3 separate regions of the Homo sapiens genome follow, and all the other regions are linked to region 2. The links are chromatin loops, found by intact Hi-C in ENCODE. Cell type or tissue: mammary epithelial cell. All regions are shown on one strand. Links, peaks and the distances in the headings refer to the core of each region. The heading gives the core; the rest is flanking DNA.

Region 1 (5,000 bases), core at 1-5,000, 210 kb after region 2:
AATGTAAATGACGAGTTAATGGGTGCAGCACACCAACATGGCGCATATATACATATGTAACAAACCTGCATGTTGTATACATGTACCCTAGAACTTAAAGTATGATAATAATAAAAAAAGAATCCAGATTTAAAAAATATATACATATATATACATTTTTTTCTTTCAAACAAAATAAGGCTACATCAGAATTCAACGTTATATAGAAAATATTAACCAAAATTTTAAATGACTCAGACTCTTGCACTGTGGCTAAAGTAAGATAATTGTAAATTGCATTTCAAAAGTTTTTCTTGTTCTTAGTCTGTGGTCCCGGCAATGGGTTGTGTTTTGAATTAGGCATTGCAATTTGCTGGCTTAACACAAAGATGATAGACAATTTCTAAATGCTTGAAAAACACTGTGGATTTAACGATGCATAGACACTTGTGGATATACCCAGGTGTCAGAGATCCAAGGGAAACCCAGTGGAAACTGGAGCTGTAGCTCCCTAGGGGTTCAGGTACTGAGATGCGTCCTTCTGGCCCTTGCCCCATGGATGTACAGGTGTTGGCAAGTCTACCAACTGTCTTGGAAGCAAAAGAAAAAAAAAAAGGAAGTGCTGATCAATAGGAAGTATTGTTGAAGCATGACATTTTTCTGAGGTTTTAGCTTACATGATGAAGTTGTGACAGTGTATCTAATGACTTTCCAGGAGAGTAACTGACAACCCAGCAATCAGGGATTACTGTGTTGCCAAAGGAGTTACACTGTTAATTACTCTTTTGGGGGAGAAAGGGTACTGTGTGTGTGCATGTGCACGCGCGTGTGTGCGTGTGTGTGTGTGTGTGTGTGTGTGTTTGAAGAATGTATCTACCTGATTAAACATAATTACATGATTATCTCTGAATATACTCTACCTTGTTGCTAGTAATATAACAGCAACAATTTTACAAGGAATCCAGAACAGAATGTCATGGCTGTTTCCAGCTAGAATGAAAATAGAAAATAGAAACTACGCTATTGTAAATACTAAAGATGTTTCTAGAAATCACTTAAAGTACTGCTATTAAAGGACAACTAAGAAAATGTATGTACATGTTTGTGCATGAAGGCAATTTTCTTTGTGTTCAAACTTTCTTCTCAGTATCTTACTTATTAGCATAAGTGTTCGGTGCACTTTTTGTTGCTGTGGAAATTTATGTTAGTTGTAGGGTAGAACATTCTACTGAGATAATTGGGAGAAATTTAGTTAGAGTTGAGAAGAGAAGATAGAATTGAAGCCATGGAAAGTGAAGTTCTCAAAGGATATACTCAGGCCAGTTTATCTGGAAGGAGGCAGAATTGAGAGCTAAAAGCATGAGATTCCCCACACTATCCTGCCAGGAGACGCAGACATAGAGTCACTTCAGCGGTGTCAGCCTGGGTACATAGCTTGGGACACATGTGACTGTTGCAGTTGCACGAACTCGATGTGCTCCTGTATTTGTTTCATGCAGGAACCTCCTGTTTCCTTCACTAAATTGTAAGCACTTTGAGAGAACTTGAGAAATTCCATTTAGATAAAAATCCATCCATAACATACAGCAATGCTACCATTAATTAGCAAACATTATTCTGGAAACCTCTTTAGCATAGGAGTCATGGGAACAGGTTCCCTGTGCAGGGAGATGGTTTGGTATAGGAGAGTGGGTCCTGGGAAGGGACTGGGAAGACCATGGCTTTAGATTTCGTTCTCTGTTATGGAATAGTGGGCAAGTTCCTGCAATTCTGTATGCCTAATCTAAACACCAGAAGTGTTGAATCTCAACTACTTTGCAATCCTAATCATCTTTGAATCTGAGTCCCTGGATGGTGAGCTCTTGAGGGGCAGCGAATTTTGTCTGTTTTGTGCACTGATATATCTCTGATGTACTCTAACACCTAACTGTGTCTGTCCCATGGAAGGCATTCAATAATTGTTGAACGGAATGAATAATATTTTAGAAGGCATTATCTTTTTCAGTCCAATCAGATAGGCTGTGGGTTTCTGACTCCATGAGCTCACGGAGCATAGGGAGAGAAGGAAAGAAGGGGGTGGTCTACCTCTCTGTCTGTTGACTTCTAGGCTAGATACTGCCACATGTCCCTGAGTAATCAGATAGATAAGAGGTAAAAGGATTCAGAAGCCCTGGATGTGTGGTGTCTCTTGGCCTGAGAAGCACTGTCTGCAAGAAACCTAATCTGGGCATGGGACAGCTGCCTTCTCAGCAGCCATTATTTCCTTCATCAGCTTTGAACCAAGTGACATCTTGTGGTTGCCTCTGCATGCTATCCCCTTTGTTAAAAATGGCTTTGCTCCTAGGGAGTTCACTAATCAAAGCATCCTTGGGAAACCTGCTATAGCAGAACTGGTAAATTCCACTGAAATAGTTGACCAAGAAAAGTCATTTTGTAGTTCTTACCCATCCCTGGTGCCTTTCTACACAAGAAAGGCCTTTCTTGTGCCTTGTGCTTATGGGTACCATATTCTCAAGACAGATGTTTCTACTCCTCAGAACTGGTCAACTACAGTAGAGTTTTTTACCAAGTGTGAGAAGCTAGACTGCAAATTTTATTAAAGAACATCTGTTTTTTTGGCTTCATCTTCCATTTTAAATGCCAGAAACATACCCTTCCCCTTCGGCATCCAGGGCAGCAGCCAGTTCTGTGAAGAGGAGCCCGGTGAGGAAGTGCTGCTGGCGGTACTCGGAAGTCAGATCGAACATGCTGGCGATCTTCTGGTCCTGGAAGCTGGAGCAGGAGCTTGAGTTCTACAGAAACGTAAGGAGCCATTTTATGAGCCACAAGAACTGGAATGAAAATAGCGATGGCCAGTGTTTACTGAGTCCTCGCCCCAGCCAGGCTTCGTGAGCCCTCCCCAGTGAGGTAGGTACTCTGGTGCCAGATAAGGCGGACAAGGAAACTGAGGCACAGAGTGGTTACTGCACTTTCCCATACCCACAGAGAGAAGACTGCCCAGCGGGAAAGATGAAAATAAAGCACCCCGGGTCTGTTGAAAAATGAATGACGCTCCCTTTCCCACCTGAAATCAAAAGCTGAAGATAAAAATCCTAGCATAAAAGTTGGACAGAGAAATAAGAACCTCACCCAGTCCTGGGGCTGGGAACAGGCAATTCCTCTGTAACCAAATGCCCCCTTTGTTTAAGGCCCTGCTTACTCAGGTACCTTCTTTTTTTTTTTTTTTTTTTTTTGAAAGACAGAGTGTCACTCTGTTACCCAGGCTGGATTGCAGTGGCATGGTCTCAGCTCACTGCAACCTCCCTCTCCCGGGTTCAAGCAATTCTCATGCCTCAGCGTCCCAAGTAGCTGGGATTACAGTCACACTACCACACCTGATGCATTTTTGTATTTTTAGTAGATATGAGTTTTCATCATGTTGGTCAGGCTGGTAACTCCTGCCTCAAGTATTCCACTCCCTTTGGCCTCCGAAGATGCTGGGATTACAAATGTGAGCCACCGTGCCCGGCCTCAGCTACACTTCTGAATTTGGCTTAAGCACATTGTCAGACTTTTGCTGGCCTGGAACTACAAGTGATGTCAGGGAGGGAAGTATTAGATTTACCGGTCCTCAGTAATTCCTGTCCTGTATTTGTATCCTGGGAGCACACTTTATATTTCATTAAGAGCATCTAAAGTGTCTTTAGAAATCCTTCATGGTTTTGTGAGCCTGGCCCCTGGGTTTGGCCACTCCCTGGGGCAGTCAGAAGGGGAAGGTGGGAAAGAACCTAGGGTAAGCTTAGTCCAGGGAAGTTTTAGGACTTAAGCTGCTGGGCAGGATGGAGCAAAAAGTTTATACATTTTGAATTGCTGCTTGTGAGTCAGATCTTTCCCTGTTCACAGTAAGATGGTCATGTAGCTAATATCTGGATCATGCCATATGGCATATATGGCTAAGATTTTTTTTTCAATTAGTAAGACAAGCCTTCACTTTTGTACTAGTATCAAGGAATATGCAACAGAAATATAACCTAATAATGAGAAATTTTGCCTGATGCTCTGAGCTACTGATGTGTTCCCTATAAATGGAATGTGACTATCAAACAGCATGTTCTTAAAGTTATTCCAGAGTAACATTTCAAAAAATGTATGAGGTGGGGTGGGGTTTCCATGTTAAATCATTTGGGGAATCACTGCTTATCATGCACACCTCCTCCCATTTCCTCTTCTGCTTCTCGTGCATTTGCAATTGACATGAACAAGTTAAAACCTCTTAGAGGGCCTGCTGCAAAGAAACCTGGTGAATACATGGTTTCCAAAACTTATTTACTTTGGAATCCTCTATTTGCATAATATAACAATTGGCTAATGTCAGACAAAGGAAGATTTGAGACTTTTCTATGAGTTTCTAAATTTCATAGGGCTTATTGGATTCTTGGCTTTACTTAACCTGATCAGGGAGCCTTGAGCCTGGGGAGAAACCAATTACTTAGATTGTTAATTCTTAGCTAGTGGTGTAACTTCAGGGTAGCATACTTGATCTGGTTTGAATTGTTTGATTTTTTGTCAAATTAATAAGACTAACCTTTATAGGAAATACATGATTAAACTGAGCTAGTTAAATGAAATAGCTTGAATAATTCTTTTAGTTAAATAATTCTTTTATTACCTGGGAAGATATGGAAGGACAAGGAGATGTTGGAGCAGTATCAGCATTCATAAAAAAAAGGTTCAGATTGAGGTAATGCTCATGGCTACAGAGGATTCTCAGGAACTCTAGCCTCATGGAAATGAGCGTTGGAAGGTTACTGAGCTTGGCTGACAGCTGGGAAGAAAAATGAAAAGAGGAATGAAACATTTATTACAAGGTAAGTGGAGTTGAGGTTGGCAGACACAAAAATATCCTTTCTCTCCAGGTTAAGGCAATCAATTTAATAAAAACTAATGGGATAGTGCAACAGATGGTAAATTCTGCATTACAGAGAGGTCTAATAAATTTTCATTCATTACTGTTCCCCTTAGTGATTCTAGCCTAGTAGCTG
Region 2 (10,928 bases), core at 3,202-8,201:
AGTACGGCTGATCTACGAACATCTGCATTCTGCAGTCCGTGAGCACCCACAAGTCAAAGGTAAACTTTCTTGTGGATCATCACTTATCTTTATCACTCACTAGATGAATGCTGAAGAGCTATTATCATTATACAGTAGCAAAACTGGTTCCAAAAGAATGATGAATTCAGCTATTCTGAACTAATGTTGGCTCTTCTTTGCGTTAATACTCCCATGTTTTCAAAATTTAAAGCAACTGGGCCACCCAAATCTGACGATAGGCAAAGGGACAATTATACTCTACCCATCCCAAGAAAGAAGGTGCTCTCACATCAGCCTGTCCCTGATGCTGCTGCCCTAATTTAATACTGCTTTGTTCTCTTGCCCCCTCTTCTACCCAACTAGATAAACTAAACAGTGTGATGGTTTTAAGTACTGTGTGGCTTGAAATATAACATTTATACAAACTATTCTTGAGGCACAAATAAGAGGCCTCTCTGAAATTCAAAAGCACTGTAGCTCTCCCCTGTTCCTTTTAAGTATTGGCTGTAAAGCAAGAACTGAGGATTCAGAACTACAAGGAAGCTTTTAACTGACCTGGGTAAGCATTTAAAAAGAGAGGCTTGTACTTAGTTATGGCCATTTTCTCTCCTAAAGGTCCTGTGGATTTTGACCAACAGACACTAAATTTAAGTTCATAAAATGTAGAGTCCACATTTAAAAACATTTTCTTAAGTCACAAGGTGCCTGAAAATAAGTAGTGAGGTTATTTTCTCTAATTTTCTATTTTTCTTCTTTGACAAGTTTTATTCTCTGTTTTAAGGCTCGTGAGGAGCCATGGATTAATAAGGTGGAGACAATTTTGCCTCAAGACAGGTATTAAATGTCAGCGATGAGAGGAGAAAACACCGCCTGTTCACCCAGTGTGCAGGAGCTTTCTTACTGAATGGAAGCATCACTTCCCAAATGACCAGTTTGGATGTTGTGGTTGGAGACTTTTTTTTAAAAAAAGCAAGCCCTGGCATTCATCATCATTTAAAAAAATAATTTCACGAATGTCTACTGTGCATGTGAAGCAGTGATTCAGATGCCTAGGAGTGAATATGTTTTTTTAAATGATGCAATCTTTGCTTTAAAAAAAATTGTTCCGATAAGTATTTTGACTAAGAGAAAATATCTGTTTCTTCATTTTAAAAATGTAATCTGGGGCCAGGCATGGTAGCTCACGACTGTAATCTAAGCACTTTGGGAGGCTGAGGTGGGCAGATCACTTCAGGTCAGGAGTTTCAGACCAGCCTGGCCGATATGGTGAAACCCTGTCTCTAGTAAAAATACAAAAATTAACTGGGTGTGGTGGCGTGTGCCTGTAGTCCCAGCTACTCGGGAGGCTGAGGCAGGAGAATTGCTTGAACCAGCAGGTGGAGGTTGCAGTGAGCTGAGATCACGCCACTGCACTTTAGCCTGTGTGACAGGGCGAGACTCTGTCTCGTAAATAAATAAATAAATGTGATCTGGAATTAGAATAGCCTGTATTTTCTTCAATGAATGCCATAATTTTATATTACATGGGCTTTAACCTGTATATTTTGTTCTTGGGAATACTTTTCCTTACCTAAAGGAAGCAGAATTCCGTGGGTACTACTGAAATAACCTTCAAGATACTGCCTTGTGTGCAGGGTAAATTATATTAGGAGGCAGGTAGGCCAAACTGATTTTTTTGGTAACTGCCCACAGTAAGTGTGGCATCCAGAGAGTGGTTCCATAAATGTTACTGAGTCAGGATTCATGTCATCCTCCATTCTGCCCGCACCCTCTTTCAGTAAGAAATTCCATTCTATAAATACGTGCTTTCTTTTTCACAAAAGACAGAAGTCTTACATGGAGCCTACTCCTATGAGAAACCTGAGCAGGAAAGAGGAAAGTGGAAGAAGCAATCTGAAGTGTGCACATGCACGCGTCACAAACTGGCCTGCTGATCGGAATGTCTGCTGAGGAAGAGAGGTGCAGACTGTCAGCCTATCAGCCTAAGTTTACGGTGGGAAAATTTCAGCCTGGGAAGTAACTTTTCCTGCCCACCCATATTGGTGTGCCTCCCCCAACAGCCAGGTGAAAGAAGAGCAGCTGGCTCTTGATCACCATCAAGTAGCTGTAAAGGTGATACTGGGCTCTGCCTGCCAGGCTGCCTTCAGGGTCCCAAAGAACAAAGCTCCAGGGTCCTGAACCTCTTTGGCCAGACAGCAAAAGTAACTACTTCTTAGACTAAACAGATAAACCCGTGTGAACATGAGCTAACATTTTTGAGAAAATAAGGGAATAAAACATAGGTTTTAGACATTTGCCACAACCCCCCTCCTCCCCAATCCTTCTCCTAACCAATTCCATTTATCCTTTGAAGACAAAAGACATGTCTGGTTTTGAAAAATAAATGTTAAACAAGGAAGGCAACGAGTGAAGTTGTAGAATACAGATTGTTAAAGAAACTAAACCACTGCCAAAAGAACTGGACTCAGTAAAATAACATTAAGGACAGTTCAAATATACCATAAACTCTTTATTATATTTTATTAGACATAATGATTCCTTGCAAGAATGAAAAAAAAATCGACCTAACTGACCTAACATTCACTTACGGTAGTATATTAAAAAAAAATTATTCTCTCTTAGACTACTGAGATCTTCTAGAGAAGGGACTGCATTTTAAACATGTGGTAGATTACATTACTATTCACCAAAATTTCCTGCTCCTTCCTAAGGAAGAATCACATATCCCCACCCTCACTCAACTCGGGTGTGGCATTGTGACTTGCTTTAACCAATGAAGTGGTAGCAGAAATACCATGTCTCACTTCCAGGAAGAAGTTTTAAGGGCTAGTGTGGAACTTTGCCTTGCTTTCTTTCCTTCCTCTGCTATAAAGAACAGCAGCGACATAAGCAGAGGCTGCTCCATCACAGGTTGAGGTCAACACTGAACACAGCTGCAGCTGACAAATAATGGACGTGTAGCATATGAGTAAAAAAATCAGTGTGTGTTGTTGAAAGCCACTGAGATTTGGGGTCTTGCAGAATAATTACTATCTTGATTGATAATGAGTGGCTTAGAAAGGACACTTAGTAAAGCCAAGCCTGGATGGAAGGATAGAGGATATAAAGTATTCAGAAATTCCAGTGGTGAAATTTGGTAGGTATCAAGTGAATATAAATGAAATATTTCTTTGATTTATATGTGTAAAGACAGCAGCTTTTAGCTTAAATGACAGCTTGGAGAAGTGACAAAATAGAGGTTTCGTAAATTAAAGATCTGGCTATGCAGTTTGATGGTAATTTAAGTGGTGTTCAGGATGTCCATTCTAATAATCAGCACAAGATCTACTATCTTAAATCCAAGTTGCTTCAGACACGAGTTGATACAGTATCACCTAAATGCTGAGGACTCACTGAAGTGACTGCTGAAAAGCCTTCACTTTAGTCCTCACGGTTATGTCATGCAATAAGGTAGGACCGGATAAAATTTGGAAGTCTAGTAACCCAAGCCAGTTCCTAAGTTTACCTAAACCTGAAAATTTCATCTTGTTGATTGAAACTCTTCAGCATTAAACATTTCTTTATTGAGCTTCAGTGGATGTGGTGCTCGGCTGATGCTGGGTGGGGAGGTGACACTGGTAGGACGGATACAGAAGAGTCCCTGTTGATCCTTAATATGAGAAACCTTCCTTAGGCTTTCATGCCTCAAGAGGCTTGTCTGGGCAGGCAAATGGCATCAACACAGCTGTTGAACATATGCTATCAGCTGGCACCACCTTTGGATCCTGGCATACCAAGGACCAGAAGTAGGCCAGCATTTTTCCACCTGGATTCAGCAGTTGTTTTCCCTGTTCGTTCTTTCATTCCTCATGGGTCTTTAGCTAGGTTAGGTATCACTTGGGATCTCCTCTACCACTATCTTCTGTCTTTAAATGTCAAAGAGAATATATAACATTTGTTCTTCATGTCTTGGACTTTATGGTGATCTAATATCCAGAAGCTGGTGTTAACTGGACAAATGCAAAGACCAACCAGGGAAAATAAACTGAAAGCACACCAATTAATTAAGTCTTTACCTAAAGGATATACTATGGGACTGACTCTGTGCTAGGTACCACAAGAACAAGTGGGAATCAAATTCCAGCCCTTGAGTAGCCTTTTTAGTCTATTTGATAAGAAAAAGAGAAAAGAAACAACATTATTCCCCCTCTTCTTAACTAGCATAATTTTAAAATGTGGGTACTCAAACCATCACAGGTAAGGCTTTCTCCCACCCAGTGATACTTCTGTAGAAAGAAAAAAAGAGGGAATTCTAGCAAAAAGGAAGAGCATATGATGCCAGATGGACTAAAAGAGCAAAGAATACAATTCATCAGCAAATTATGTGTCTATTAACAGTTTCAAATAAAATGCAATAAAATATATTTATAGTATGTTGGTATCAAAAAGATGATACTATGCCAGGCGCGGTAGCTCAAGACTATAATCCCAGCACTTTGGAAGGCCAATGCAGGAGGACTTGCTTGAGGCCAGGAGTTCAGGACCAGTCTGGGCAACACAGGGAGACCCTCTACAAAAAATTAAAAATTAGCTGGGTATGGTGGCGCACACCTTTGGTACCAGCTACTCGGAAGGCTGAGTAAGAGAATTGCTTGGGCCCAGGAAACGGAGGCTGCAGTGAGCCATGATTGCATCACTGCACTCCAGCCTGAGACCCTGTCTCAAAAAAAGGGCAGGGGGGGGATGGGTACCATAAAATTATATATGTACAATTTTGTACTATATTAAGAATTGTATGTAGGAGTAATCACAATCAGAATACATATATAAATATGAATGAGCAGAAGTTTAAGGTGATGGGCTGTAGTGATTTTTTAAAAATATAAAGTACATTTATATACATTTCTTTAAAAGATCATGTTCACTAAATCCACAAGGCCCACAACCTACACCAAAATCTCTAGCCCAGCAGTTTTCAACACTAGAGAGTACTGGCCCCACCCCAGGAGGCACACGGAAATGCATGGGAGTGTTACTGGGCAGTCATGTCTGAGGGGCACTTCCGGCATTTAGTGGGCAAGGGCCAGGAATGCAGAATACCCTGCCGCACACGAGACAGTCCCACACAATGAGGAACTGTCCTACTCATAACACCAGCAGCACAACTGTTAAGAGATTGCCACTAGGATAGGACCAAGATCAGTGTCAGCCAAGATATGCTGTAAAAATCCTAAAATTTAACAAAATACCATTAACTTTATGCCAGTATGATTTAAAAATAAATCTTTTTCATTTAAAAAAACTGCAGAAGTATATAATCACTCCTCAAAGATGGAAATGGGTAAAAGATCCTATTACCTGAATAGAGAAAACAATCTCATTTCCTGAGAGAGATCATATTGCTTTCATGCTAGAAACAATTTAAACAAACACTGAGGGTCGAAAAATTATCCCCATCTGCTAAACACACTTTTGTACCTTATCAATACACCATTATCTCACAGCTGGTTTGTGAACTCTTGTCAGTAACTCCTGCCCCGGACTGAAAGTTCAGAAACAAAGAAGCAAGGACAAGTGGCTGGAAACCCTGCAGCCACTGGCATGACCAAGAACTGAGCACTCTGCTGGCCGACTTGCTCCTTGTGAAAAATGGCCCTCCAGTGCCACCCAGAGATGCTTGGAGCGCTATGCACAGCGCCTTCTTCCCGGCCTCAAATAAGAGGGGAGGAGAAAAAGGAGAACTACTCTTTCCTGTAGGGCGCAGAAATGAGATCCTTTATGCTCAGTTAAATGGTCTTCCTACTTTTACCCATGTTTAGTACTTAGGACAGTCACACTCATATTTAACTTCCCAAAAGGCTGGTGACACTGCCATCTAGTGAATACAGTCTTTTTTACAACAGAAAGTCACAAAACTTAAGGGGCTCATGAACCTGTATTTTTAAAGTAAAGTTCAAGAAGTATCCTGTTTTTAATCTCATTTGAAATACTACTTAATTTACATTGAGAAGAGGAAAAAAGTTAGTAATAGAGAGTTTGCTCTCTGTGGATTCCTTTTAGGAATTAGCAAAATTTCAAAAATGAATACAACAGGAGAATGTAAACAAATTCGATTTTCCATACAGCAGGGGAGTCCAACGTTTTGGCTTCCCTGGGCCACACTAGAAGAATTGTCTTGGGCCACAAATAAAATACACTAACACTAATGATAGCTTATGAGCTTTAAAAAAATCTCATGTTTTAAGAAGTTTACAAATTTGTGTTGGGCTGCATTCAAAGCTGTCCTGGGCCACATGCAGCCTGTGGGCCATGGGTTGGACAAGCTTGTCATAAAGGACTGAAGCTCTGCTCTATCTCCAGCAACGATTGTTACAGCTGTACTTGCTATCTAGTGTGCTGTTCACAGCATGGTCCACTTGTCCCTATATGGTGACTACTTGTGCTTTTCTTGAGTTGCTAGCTTACTGAATCTTAAAGATGCTGTGAACTATGTATCTGGTCACAATTACTTCTTTGCCTTGGCTGCTAGGAAGCATGGAGCCAAATTACTGGCCTATTCTGGTCTACTTACAAGATCTTTTACAGTACATGCTACCTCTATCTTTACTCCATATTTCCTCCTCTTGATATCTTCCTTCTGTCCCAATATCTTCACCCACTCATTTAAAAATTTTATTTTGTATGCCCCTTTAATTTGGTACATATAAATAAAACACATTAGTGTTATTTGCTGTGTGTATGATGCTCCTGTTGGGATCCTCTGCATGTAACCATAGGCATATGTATGGCAAATATCACAGGCAAAGGTGATTTGTGTCTTATATGACTCTTAGGGTCTCTTACTACTTCTTGACTCCCCATTAGGAGAGCTGCTGCTGGTCTAAACTGGGGTTCGAAAGAGTGTCACAGTCAAAGGTATTGCTCACATATAACTGCTACCTTTTCCACATTCCATTCCAGTATGGCCGCCTGAGATGTCCGGCTTAAATTTCTAAGCAGCTTCTTCAGCTGAAGGGACTGCTTTTTTAATTTCTCATCCCACAAATCCTGTCTCATTGTTTCTGTACTTTGTCCCATTCCTAGATAGTTGACCTATGTATTCCAAATGATAACTTTTTTTAATATGAAACGTTTTTAACATAAAGGCTTACTAAAAGGCAGAACATAAACTGTTTTAGCAAAAGGCATAAAGATGATGACACTGAAACCCTAAAGGCTGTCTTCAAAAAAACACCGATAATGTGGGATACCTTATCACCATTTCAGCAGACATCATGTCTAAGAAACCGGGCCTACATACTGTTGAACTACATTCATTCCTGTTGAGATAATGACACCCAGTCAGAGTGCATCACTGGGACATCTTAGACTTTGTACTGAATTTCTCTTTCTTATCTCCAATAACTGGCTATTAAAAAAACACAGATTGCAAAAATCACATTCTCAGTCTTACCCAAGAGCCACAACACCTGGCTTTGTGTATTTTCTCTACAGCTGCCAAAAGCACAAAACAACAGATAGTTTCCTATTAACAAAGTGCAATTTAAGAGGCATAGGTGGCTTTGTGTGGGAGGTACTATGGGTAATATGTGTGTTCATTATGCAAATGAAAGCCAATCCTATTTTTAAATGTACTTTTATATGTACAGGCAAGGGCACATAAGAGTTAGATGGTCGGCCGGGCGCGGTGGCTCACGCCTGTAATCCCAGCACCCTGGGAGGCCGAGACTGGCGGATCACAAGGTCAGGAGATCGAGACCATCCTGGCTAACACGGTGAAACCCCATCTCTACTAAACATACAAAAAATTAGCCGGGTGTGGTGGCATGCGCCTGTAATCCCAGCTACTCAGGAGGCTGAGGCAGGAAAATCGGTTGAACCCGGGAGGCGGAGGTTGCAGTGAGCTGAGACTGCACCGCTGCACTCCAGCCTGGGCAACAGAGAAAGACTTTGTCTCCAAAAAAAAGAGTTAGATGGTCAAGGTGATGAAGATTACAAAAATATTACTGGGAAGATAAACTATCAAAAATGCCTGCAAAATAGAATGACACTGTCATTTGACAGTCAGATAATTAGTGTCAAAGGTTCTGAATTTTAGACACACTCCTATCTAATGGGATCGACATACCTATGTTATTAAGAAGTGAAGTGAAATGTAACTTCCTCAGTGGCTTGTTTGGATTCAGCTTCTGTGCAAGGAGCAGGCACTAAGACACATCTGAAAAGCATGAGAGACAGAGGACATGGGCCTTAAGGTTTTTATTCCAAGTTCAATCATTACTTGAGTCCTGTACTTTTTTCTATGTCCTACACTGAATCCTGGAGATAAGTGTAGTCATCCAAGCTTACACATTGGAAATTAAGGCATAGAGTCGGTGAGGAACTGGCCCCGTGGGCTGGGCTCTTGGTTCAGTGACAATTGTCTGTGACTTACTAAAAGATTCTTTAGTTTGCCTGTTGTTTTTAGTAGAAAGCTGTGGGCTGGACCCAATACTAACAAATGGAACTCAGGGGGCTGACAGCGACATCTCTGAAGGCCAAAAAACCTCCTCACATGTCAAGCCAACCGTCCCTTCAGGTCTTGGGGATGGAGATAGGGCTGGCAGGTGGAGTGATAAGGTAACCTAATTATAATAATGCCAGAGTAATAAAGTGAGTGACAACATAAAGGATACAGAAGATGCCTTCTGTCAGAGACAAAGAATTCAAAAACAATCAAATAAAACCACCAAACAGGAGAATACCATTTCATTCTTCTTCTACGGGACTGGGGACGATGTTAACCATTTATAAACAGCACTCTTGCGTACTGGCCTCTTTCCCTTTGCCCAGTCTCAGTTCCCAGAAAAATAACCACAAACATGATCTCTGCCTCTGGGTCTAGAAGATGAAATCAAGTCTCAAAGATACTCAGGTCACAGATGTGCAAGTCTAAAGCTGTCTCAACTAACCCTCCGAGCTTTCCAAGGCTAGCTATGCCTCCAGTTCCTGGAATGTACAATTCTTCTCTTATCTACAAGGATTCTTCAATGGCCCTTAAACCCAGGAAAGCTGGAAACTGCAGGTTGTAGCCATGTCTTGATCAGAGTCAAGGGGGCATGGACATCATTTAACATTACCTGACGCAGCAGAGGGTACTCGGTCAAACCAGCTGCTATATTAAACCAACACTGGACACCTCTATGGCTTATCCACAGAGGGAACTGTCAGGATTCTATTTCTTAAATCATGTATCTAAACCAGTACTTTATTTTTTCACCCATATAGTACACCATTATCACTTCCATATCACTCAATTCTTCAGGACTATCTTTTCTCATTATATATAACATTTGCTTAAGGTCTCATCATGGTTCACTTTGGAGAGCAGGACTGAAGTTCAGTGAGAATGTTTTTTCATCTTATATACTTCTAATATTCTAATTTATTAGGATAATTGTGTTACTTTTGTAAAGAGTTTTTGATAAACGTAAGTGTTCAACCAAATTAAAATGTATTCATACCTTTAATCTAGTTATTCCTGTGAACTTATCGCAAGGAAGTAACTTATTATGGCCTGAAGATTTCACTGCAATGATACTTAAAGTAGCAAAGAATTAGACACGATCTAAATTTTAAACATGAGAAAGTCAGTTTTATAAATTATTGTACATTAATGTAACAGTATTTATCATTATAATTGTAAAGGCTTCATAAATGAGTGGAAAGTCCTGACACCTCAAGTAAAACAAGCATTCCAAATAAAAATCAAACCACATAAATATATGTATAAGAAAGATAAAAACATTTCTATGTGAGAGTGGTACAATTCTACGTAATTTGAAATTTTAAAAATTTTCTTTAGTGAATAAATATAAAATACTTACTAGAAAGTAGCCTGAGAAAAAATAATTTTGCCATAGTTCCAAACTATGATATTAACCAAATTAAGATACTTCTCCTTTATTTAGAATTAACTTTAAAGGGAATAAAAGAAGTACCAATAGATTAAAAGGCAAAATATGTTAGCAGGATCAATGTCTATTGAGTCTATTCATTATTTTATTTTATTTATTTATTTTTTGGGACAGCGTCTCACTCTTGTCACCCAGGCTGGAGTACAGTGGAGCGATCTCAGCTCATTGCAACCTCCACCTCCTGGGGTTCAAATGATTCTCCTGTCTCAGCCCTTTGAGTAGCCGGGACTAAGGGTGCACGCCACCACACCCAGCTAATTTTTTGTATTTTTAGTAGAGATGGGGTTTCACCATGTTGGCCAGGCTGGTTTTGAACTCCTGACCTCAGGTGATCCGCCCTCCTCGGCCTCCCAAAGTGCTGGGATTACAGGCGTGAGCCACGATGCCCAGCCTATTGATTCTATTTAAAAAGGACTTGTAGCTAGCAATAAAGTTTAAGGAATTCCCAAAGAACTGTTAAGCAAATCTATTTAATTTACAAACAATAAACTTATAAAATGTTTTCTAAATTAAAATAATATAGTGGCATTATAAAAACACCACTGCAATTAGCAGTTTAATAATGTGGTAAATAATACTAGGTAAAGCCAATTGCTATTTATGGACAATCTTTTTTTTTTTCAGCCAGCTTTCTGAAGGGTTAGGGGTCAAGTCTTCTTCCCTTTGAGTTCTGAGAACATGAAGATTTTCAACGATCTTGCAGGAGTTCAAGTCCCAAAGGGTAACTGAACAAGGAAGGATATCAGCAGTGACCCCGAAAGCTAACAACAAGCGTGAGTATACGCCCATGTGTTATTTCCCATGCTTCCATCCAAGAAAATGCTCTATTGAAGCAATGTGTATGAATGCATCTATTATGCATGTCACCATGGCCTTATCCCACTCAGTCTCAACATTGGCTTAGTTCACCTCCCTTGGAAACACTCTGGACCATCAACTGGGGTGGAGGTTGTTAAGTAACTCTGTGAGTTG
Region 3 (7,507 bases), core at 1-5,000, 280 kb before region 2:
ATTTTAATACCTGAAAAAGGCAGACGCAAAATGGAACAGAATGGGTCAGAGGAAAATTTCAATTCACATTTTCTTGAAGTGGGCTTAGAAAAGTCAATTCTTTTTTTCTTTTGAGACAGAGTCTCACTCTGTCGCCCAGGCTGGAGTACAATGGCGCGATCTCTGCTCACTGCAACCTCCACCTCCCGGGTTCAGACGATTCTTCTGCCTCAGCCTTCTGAGTAGCTGGAATTACAGGCGTGCGCCACCATGCCCAGTTAATTTTTGTATTTTTAGTAGAGACAGGGTTTCACCATGATGGCCACGCAGGTCTTGAACTCCTGACCTCGTGATCCACCCGCCTCGGCCTCCCAAAGTGCTAGGAATACAGGCATGAGCCACCGCACCTGGCCTAAATAATGCTTAAAAAGTCAACCTCACAGAATCAGAGAACAGTGGTTGCCGGGAGCTCGAGGTGGAGGAAATAAAGGGATGTTGGATTAGCGAGGAGTGGTGGTGCGTGCCTATAATCCCAGCTACTCAGGAGGCTGAGGCAGGAGAATCACTTGAACCCAGGAGGTGGAGGTTGCAGTGAGCCAAGATCGCACCAGCCTGGGCGACAGAGTGAGACTCTGTCTCAGGAAAAAAAAAAAAAAAAAAGAAAAGACAAGAAAAAAAAAATCTCAGTTTAAAATGTTCTTACTCCTTCAACAGAACCAAGATACTAATGGTTGACAAATATCTACTGGTCAATCAAAGCATTTATATACAACAAGGGAAATAAAATTCATTGAGCTGGAAAAAAAAAAAGATGTTGGGCAAAGGGTAAAAAGTTTCAATTACGGCTGGGAGTGGTGGCTCATGCCTGTAATCCCAGCACTTTGGGAGGCTGAGGTGGGCCAATCACAAGGGCAAGAGATACAGACCATCGTGGCCACCATGGTGAAACCCCGTCTCTACTAAAAATACAAAAATTAGCTGGGCTTGGTGGCGCGTGCCTGTAGTCCCAGCTACTCGGGAGGCTGAGGCAGGAGAATGGCTTGAACCCGGGAGGCAGAGGTTGCAGTGAGCCGAGATCGCGCCACTGTACTCCAGCTGGGTGACAGAGCAAGACTCCCTCTCAAAAAAAAAAAAAAAAAAAAAAGTTTCAGTTATAAGATGAGTAAATTCTGGGAATCTAACATACAGCATGGTGACTGTACTTAATAATATACTGTACACCTGAAAAATGCTAATAGAGTAGATCTTAAGTGTTATCAACCACACACATAAAAATGGTAACTATGTGAGGTGATTAATGTGTTTGTTAATTAGCTTAATTGTGGCAATCATTGTGCAAGGTACACATATATCAAATCATCACATTGTACATCTTAAATATATACAACTTTTTTTACCCATGATACGTCAATAAAGCTGGGAAAGTGAAAAAGAGGGTCAAACACTTGCACTGAACTCCCAAATATATATGTGGCATTGCGTTGAATCAAATCCCCACTGAGGAAGCCTGAGCATGGCAAATGCATCCAGAATGAGAACAGTTCTTGCAGAATCCTAATGTCTTTCACTTGGAAGAGGGCTTGGAGGTGTTGAGTCTAACTTTTCACCTACATATTCCCACAACATACCTCTGTACAAGGTAATCTAGCCTCTGAATGCTTTTGATGCCTTCAATCTGCTGCTAACAAACGGGCATGATGAAAATGGTTGCAACTGAGGAAGCAGAACAGCCCTAGATAAACGCTCCCTTCTCTAATAAAGTAAAATGCTTTGTTTTACTCCAAATATCAAATGCCCTTGATTGCATGCTATTTTAAAAATACATACTTGGGGCCGGACACGGTGGCTCATGCCTGTTATCCCAGCACTTTGGGAGGCCGAGGCGGGCGGATCACCTGAGGTCAGGAGTTCAAGACCAGCCTGGTCAACATGGTGAAACCCCATCTCTACTAAAAATACAAAAATTAGCCGGGTGGGGTGGTAGGCGCCTGTAATCCCAGCTACTTCACAGGCTGAGGTGAAAAGAAGCACTTGAACCCAGGAGGCAGAAGTTGCAGTGAGCTGAGATCCTACCACTGCACTCCAGCCTGGGCAACAGAGCGAGACTCTGTCTCAAAAACCAAACCAAAACAAACAAACAAACAAAAAAAAAAACAAACTTGGAGAATGAAAGACTGACCTCTATTCCTAGCGAAAAATGCACCCAGGTTGGGTCCAGCTCAACAGTGACCGAATTCCTTTTCTTACCTTTCTTCCATACAGATTATGACCTGTTTCCTTCCCAAGGTGCAAATTCATCACGCAGATTACTGCCACCCAGAAGGCTTTACCCAGCATTTTCTAAGGTGCCCAACGAAAGTGGGGACAAAGCTGGAGGAGGTGGTACCTCATTCAGTACTTGTGATCTGCCTGTGCCCAACTGGTTATTTATGCAACATTCAAAAAATGAGAAAAGTAAAATTTGAAAAAGAAAACAAGTTTGTACATTATTTCTTTCCAATTCCTTGCAGCCAACCTTTGAGGCTAAAGGGCATTATTGACAGAGTAAAAAATTCCTTACACATTTTGCATATTGTGCCTACATGTGTGCAAAATGGCACACACACATATGTGTGTGTACCTGTGTGTGTCACCTGTGTGTGCCTCTGGGCGCACAAGTGCGTGTGTGCCTCTGTGTGTATGTGCATGTGTGTGCACATGCATGTGGCTTTCACACAACCAGTTCACTCTCTGGGTAATTAATATCATACCTGCCACTGGTTTCCTGTCTGACCAGGCACATAAGGTCCGGGGAGGCCCCGAAGGCTGTTCTTCACAGGGGATCCCCCGAGGGGATTTCCCACCTCCCCAGAAGCAGAATCAGCAGCCAAGGCCATGGAGTACTGCGGGCAGTTGTATAGATTGTTGTAATAAGGAAACAGAGACGGCTGGTAGAAGCTGCTGTAGTAGGTGGAGTCTGAAACCAGGTCAGGTGTGTTCTCCACATGCCCTCTGCTGGTGACAGCAGGAATATCCTGGATGACCATACGTCCCTCTAAATTGGAAGAAAAAAGAAAAATACAACATGGTATTAATGTTAGTCCACGAAACTTTACTTCTAAACCTTCCTACCCAAGACCTGCGGAGCAAGGTAGCTGAATATGCAGAAGACAAAACCATCTGTTGCTTCTCCTATAGCCAAAATAAGGGAGAGTTTCTAAGGTTCGCTTCACTCTGGTGGCACAACCGAAAGACTCAGCTGATTGTTTTTACTGAGAGTATCAAAACCATTTTAGAGGTGATTTTAATTACATAAAGCCCAACAGCACAACTTCTATCCAGAAATTCCTATCCTAATGTCAAGAAACTGAAGAGCAAATCTAGTTGACCTGATTGTGCATTCTTAAAACAAAATTAATTGTAGCCACATAGATAGGTTAGAAAGTCAAAACGAGTGGCCAAGAGTTTAGGTGAATTTAGGTGAACACCTGTTTCCTTAACTTCCTTCCACAGGTGATCAGGTATCTTCAGAAATCTGGCCAAAGGTGCGGACCAGGGGCAAACTTCTAGTGTAAGAGGTCAGTAACTATTTCAGGTTTTGTCAACTATTCAATCACTGCTGCAGCATGCTTGTGTTGCAATAAAACTTTATTTATAAAAACAGGCAGTGGGCTGATCTAACCCAAAGACTAGTTTCCCAACCTCTGGCACAGACATTAAAGTGTTTATTGTCAATTCCAATAAATGAATTCCTAAGTCATCCATCCAATGGACATTTATTAAACAATGTTCTAAGAGCCAGTCCGGGTGCCTGAAACGTCTGCCAGCTGCCGTGCCCACAGGGAGTCTACGGTCTAGGATAGAAGATGGGAAGGGAATACCACCTACCACCTACCATCATACAGGAAGACCCATAAACTTCCATGGGAAGTCAGAGGAAACAGAGATGGCTTGTAGCCTAGTTAGAAATTCATGGACAAAACTGCACCTGAGTTGCACTTAAAAAAAGATGCAGGACACAGGTGAAAAATGAGAAAAGGAGAGGAAGGAGAAAGGAGCAGCAAGGACAAAGGAGTGGAAGCAGGAAAGTGGGGGTAGAGTTTGGAATGATGGGCAGGGAAGTGAGGCTGAGGAACTGGATGAGAAAAGGGAAGGAGACATGTAGTATGAAAGATGGGCTAGGGTAAGGTGAGGCGGGCCTCAGTCCAGCTCTCCTGACTCTGGGATGTAATGGGAACCACTGAGTTCTGAGCAAGGAGGTTACACGGTCAGAGCTGTGCTTGGAGGAGATTTATCTAAGGGCAACTGCTTAGGGCAAGTGAAGGAGAGAGAGATCAGAGGCAGAAAGACCTGCTAGGGAACCACCAAAGTGAGTTCAAGGACAGACCAGAACTCTAAGGCCTGCAAATGTAAGAGAGGAGCCTGTTCCAGGGACATGTGGGGGATGAAACGCAACAGAACTGGAGGGCTGAGGGGCTGCCAGGAATTAAGATGCAGGGGAGGCAGAGAGCAGGAGCCTGGGTGTGTAGAGCAGAGGGTGGGCAGGTGTGCAGGTGGAGGGCTGGGTGAGGGTGAGGAACATGAAACGCGTGCTTTTGGGAGAGGCTGAGACTGGAAGCCAGATCCAAGAGTCACCACTGGAGGTGCTAGCTCCATCTGGGCAAGGAAGGGAGGAGCTGTTACAGAATAAAGGAGAGCCAAGACCTGGAGCGTGAAAAACAGAGAATACAACGTCACAGAGGTTAAAGCTGACTTGAATCACAGAGCAAGCAGGCTGTGGTGTCAACTGCTGCTGGGACATCAAGCAAACAGTTCTAGAAAAGACCAACAGACAACTAGGTCTTCAGGGCCTTGCGGTTTTAACCATGATGAAAGGAGCAGATGCAGGCCTGCAAGAGAGCAAGGAGCAACAAGCAACAAGAAATCCAAAGAGATGACTCCAGTGAATGGCCTCTCTCCTACCAGGACTACCAGGACGTGAGATCCAGCAAGAAGGCACCCAGCCTCCGGGCACACCACTGTGTCCTCCGTGCTTAGCACACTGCCAGACACAGTGGGTCAATATTTGCTGAAGGGACTGAGGAATAATCATTTTTCAAGTAGCTTGGCATCAAAAATAATGTGAGTTAAAAGTAAAAGCTCCAGCCAGGCACGGTGGCCCACGCCTGTAATCCCAGCACTTTGGGAGGCCGAGGCAGGTGATTCACGAGGTCAGGAGATCAAGACTATCCTGGCTAACACGGTGAAACCCTGTCTCTACTAAAAATACCAAAAAAAAAAAAAAATTAGCCAGGCGTGGTGGCGTATGCTTGCAGTCCCAGCTACTTGGGAGGCTGAGGCAGGAGAATCGCTTGAACCTGGGAGACAGAGGTTGGAGTGAGACGATATTGGGCCACTGCACTCCAGCCTGGGCGACAGAGCAAGACTCCGTCTGGGAGAAAAAAAAAAAAAAGTAAAACCTCCAGGGAGTCATAAGATCTTGTCGTTTCACTTTTATTTTGTTTATTTACTTATTTGAGACAGGGTCTCACTCTGTCGCCCAGGCTGGAGTGCAGTGGTACGATCTCGGCTCACTGCAACTTCCTCCTTCTGGGCTCAAGCGATCCTCCCACCTCAGCAGCCCAAGTAATTGGGAATACAGGCGCAAGCCACCATGCCTGGCTGATTTTTGTATTTTTTTTAAGTAGAGACGGGGTTTCACCATGTTGGCCAGGCTGATCTCGAACTCCTGAGCTCAAGCAATCTGAATTTTAATAAGCTCTTAGCTTTTTTTTTTTTTAATTTTTTTGTATAGAGATGGGGTCTCACTATGTTGCCCAGGCTGGTCTCAAACTCCTGAGCTCCAGCAATCAAACCACCTTGTCCTCCCAAAGTGCTACGATTACAGGCATGAGCCACTACACCTGGCCTTGTTTCACTTTTCTAAAAAGGTTTAAGGCTGAGCGCGGTGGCTCACGCCTGTAATCCCAGTACTTTGGGAGGCTGAGGTAGGTCTGATCATTTGAGGTCAGGAGTTCGAGACCAGCCTGACCAACATGGTGAAACCCCGTCTCCACTAAAAAAAAAATACAAAAAAAAATTAGCCGGACATCGGCATGGTGGTGCGTACCTGTAGACCCAGCTACTGCAGAGGATGAGGCAGGAGAATTGCTTGAACCTGGGAGGCCGAGGTTGCAGTGAGCAGAGATCGCGTCACTGCACTCCAGCCTGGGTGACAGAATGAGACTCTGTCTCAAATAAAAAAATAAAAATAAAGAAATAAATAGAGGTTTAAGTGTCCTTAAGCAGACAGAATTGGCTCATGAGAGAAATTTCCAGCACAATGCATGGCCCAAAGAAGGTGCCCAGAAACCATCCACTGGCTGAGTGTGTGGGAAAACAAAAACATGCAAGGGAGAGGGCAAAACTAAAGTGCAAGCTCTGGAAGGTCTGGCTGAGATCTACAACAAAATTTATTTTTGAAGCCTCATTTTAAAGTCAGCATTGGTGTCACTTTTCTCTGAAAGGAAACCAAATCCACCTATGCTAGGCTCCTGTAAATGCACTCCCAAACCACTGTTTTATTCTATTCCTTTCCTTTCTTCTCTCCTCTTCCCAGCTAATGAGATGAGACATTCCAATGCCATTATTCCACACCCCCAAGTCTGGAGAGGGCACATGTCCATTCGCTCCTCCTCAACTTCCCCACTGGGCCTTTCTCTTATTTTAAACATCAGTTTGGGCCGGGTGCGGTGGCTCACGCCTGTAATCCCAGCACTTTGGGAGGCTGAGGCGGGCGGCCTGAGATCTCAGCTCAGTCGGCCTGAGCCAAGATCACGCCACTGCACTCCAGCCTGGGTGACAGAGCAAGACTCCGGCTCAAAAAAAAAAAAAAAAAAAAACACGTTTGGTGGCGTTAAGTGGTGGTTTTCTATATCATTCTTTTGTTTTCAAGGTCATGTCTCTATTGTTTATCTGATTACAAAAGCCTTATGAGCTTCTCAAATTTAATAAATTATATGAGCATCTAAGTCAGAAAAAGAATAAATGACCTATCCTACCATGCAGTCATAAACATTAATGGTTCATTCCTATACAATCTCACAGACATTTAGGAAGGCATTTTAGACACTTAGGCCTGTCCCTGCATTAAAAACACTGAATACCTCCCACTTAAGGCCTGCCTTTCAAAAGCAAGCTTCTTAAAAAAGAAAACAAAATACAGTAGCAGACGAATAAATAGAAACCCAAGGATTCCAGCATTCCAGAATCAGGGCACAGCACAAGTTCTTGAATTTCTGCAGCATGACCTTAATCTGAACCTTTTATCAGGCCTCAGTTTATCAAGCAACAAAATAATGGCAGTAATAACTCTGAAGGTAACAAGAGAATGGCTTCAATAAACTGCATAGTAAACCTCAACTAAAATGCTACGTCAGGTCAAAGCAATAATTTGTTTTGTTACAGCTGACTGTAATTAGTTAACAACACCATCACTTTTCCACTTACCCGTATTTTATTTCCTCTTTCAAGTTATACCAAGCTTTAAGAATAAATAGGAGATATGTAT

Evidence for each region. A loop is a pair of places that touch in the nucleus more often than their neighbours do. Peaks named below come from ENCODE experiments on the same cell type or tissue, not always from the same donor. Only the 100,000 strongest peaks of a DNase experiment are listed, where the experiment ranks them.
Region 1: a loop joins it to region 2, with 4 times the contacts of the local background. A loop is called at or near these places in 11 of 110 quality-filtered maps.
Region 3: a loop joins it to region 2, with 8 times the contacts of the local background. A loop is called at or near these places in 8 of 110 quality-filtered maps.

The regions. Positions count from the first base shown.
Region 1 is chr9:404,701-409,700 of GRCh38, reverse strand. DOCK8 (dedicator of cytokinesis 8) reads right to left here. Exons shown (of 48, transcript NM_203447.4): 27 at 4,628-4,783; 28 at 2,632-2,771. Among named protein-coding and RNA genes, the nearest start is that of DOCK8-AS2, 63 kb to the left of the region's middle. In mammary epithelial cell, for the core only: a CTCF peak has its summit at 2,278 (motif pointing left); no DNase peak of the experiment used is centred there; H3K27me3 peaks cover 120 bases.
Region 2 is chr9:608,766-619,693 of GRCh38, reverse strand. The region is part of intron 1 of KANK1 (KN motif and ankyrin repeat domains 1); the gene reads right to left. Among named protein-coding and RNA genes, the nearest start is that of KANK1-AS1, 71 kb to the left of the region's middle. In mammary epithelial cell, for the core only: CTCF peaks have their summits at 3,777 and 5,678; DNase peaks (open chromatin) are centred at 3,723 and 5,703; H3K27ac peaks cover 771 bases.
Region 3 is chr9:889,418-896,924 of GRCh38, reverse strand. DMRT1 (doublesex and mab-3 related transcription factor 1) reads right to left here. Exons shown (of 5, transcript NM_021951.3): 3 at 2,730-3,013. Among named protein-coding and RNA genes, the nearest start is that of DMRT1, 51 kb to the right of the region's middle. RefSeq lists an enhancer at 2,680-2,999. In mammary epithelial cell, for the core only: CTCF peaks have their summits at 2,970 (motif pointing left) and 4,602; a DNase peak (open chromatin) is centred at 2,864.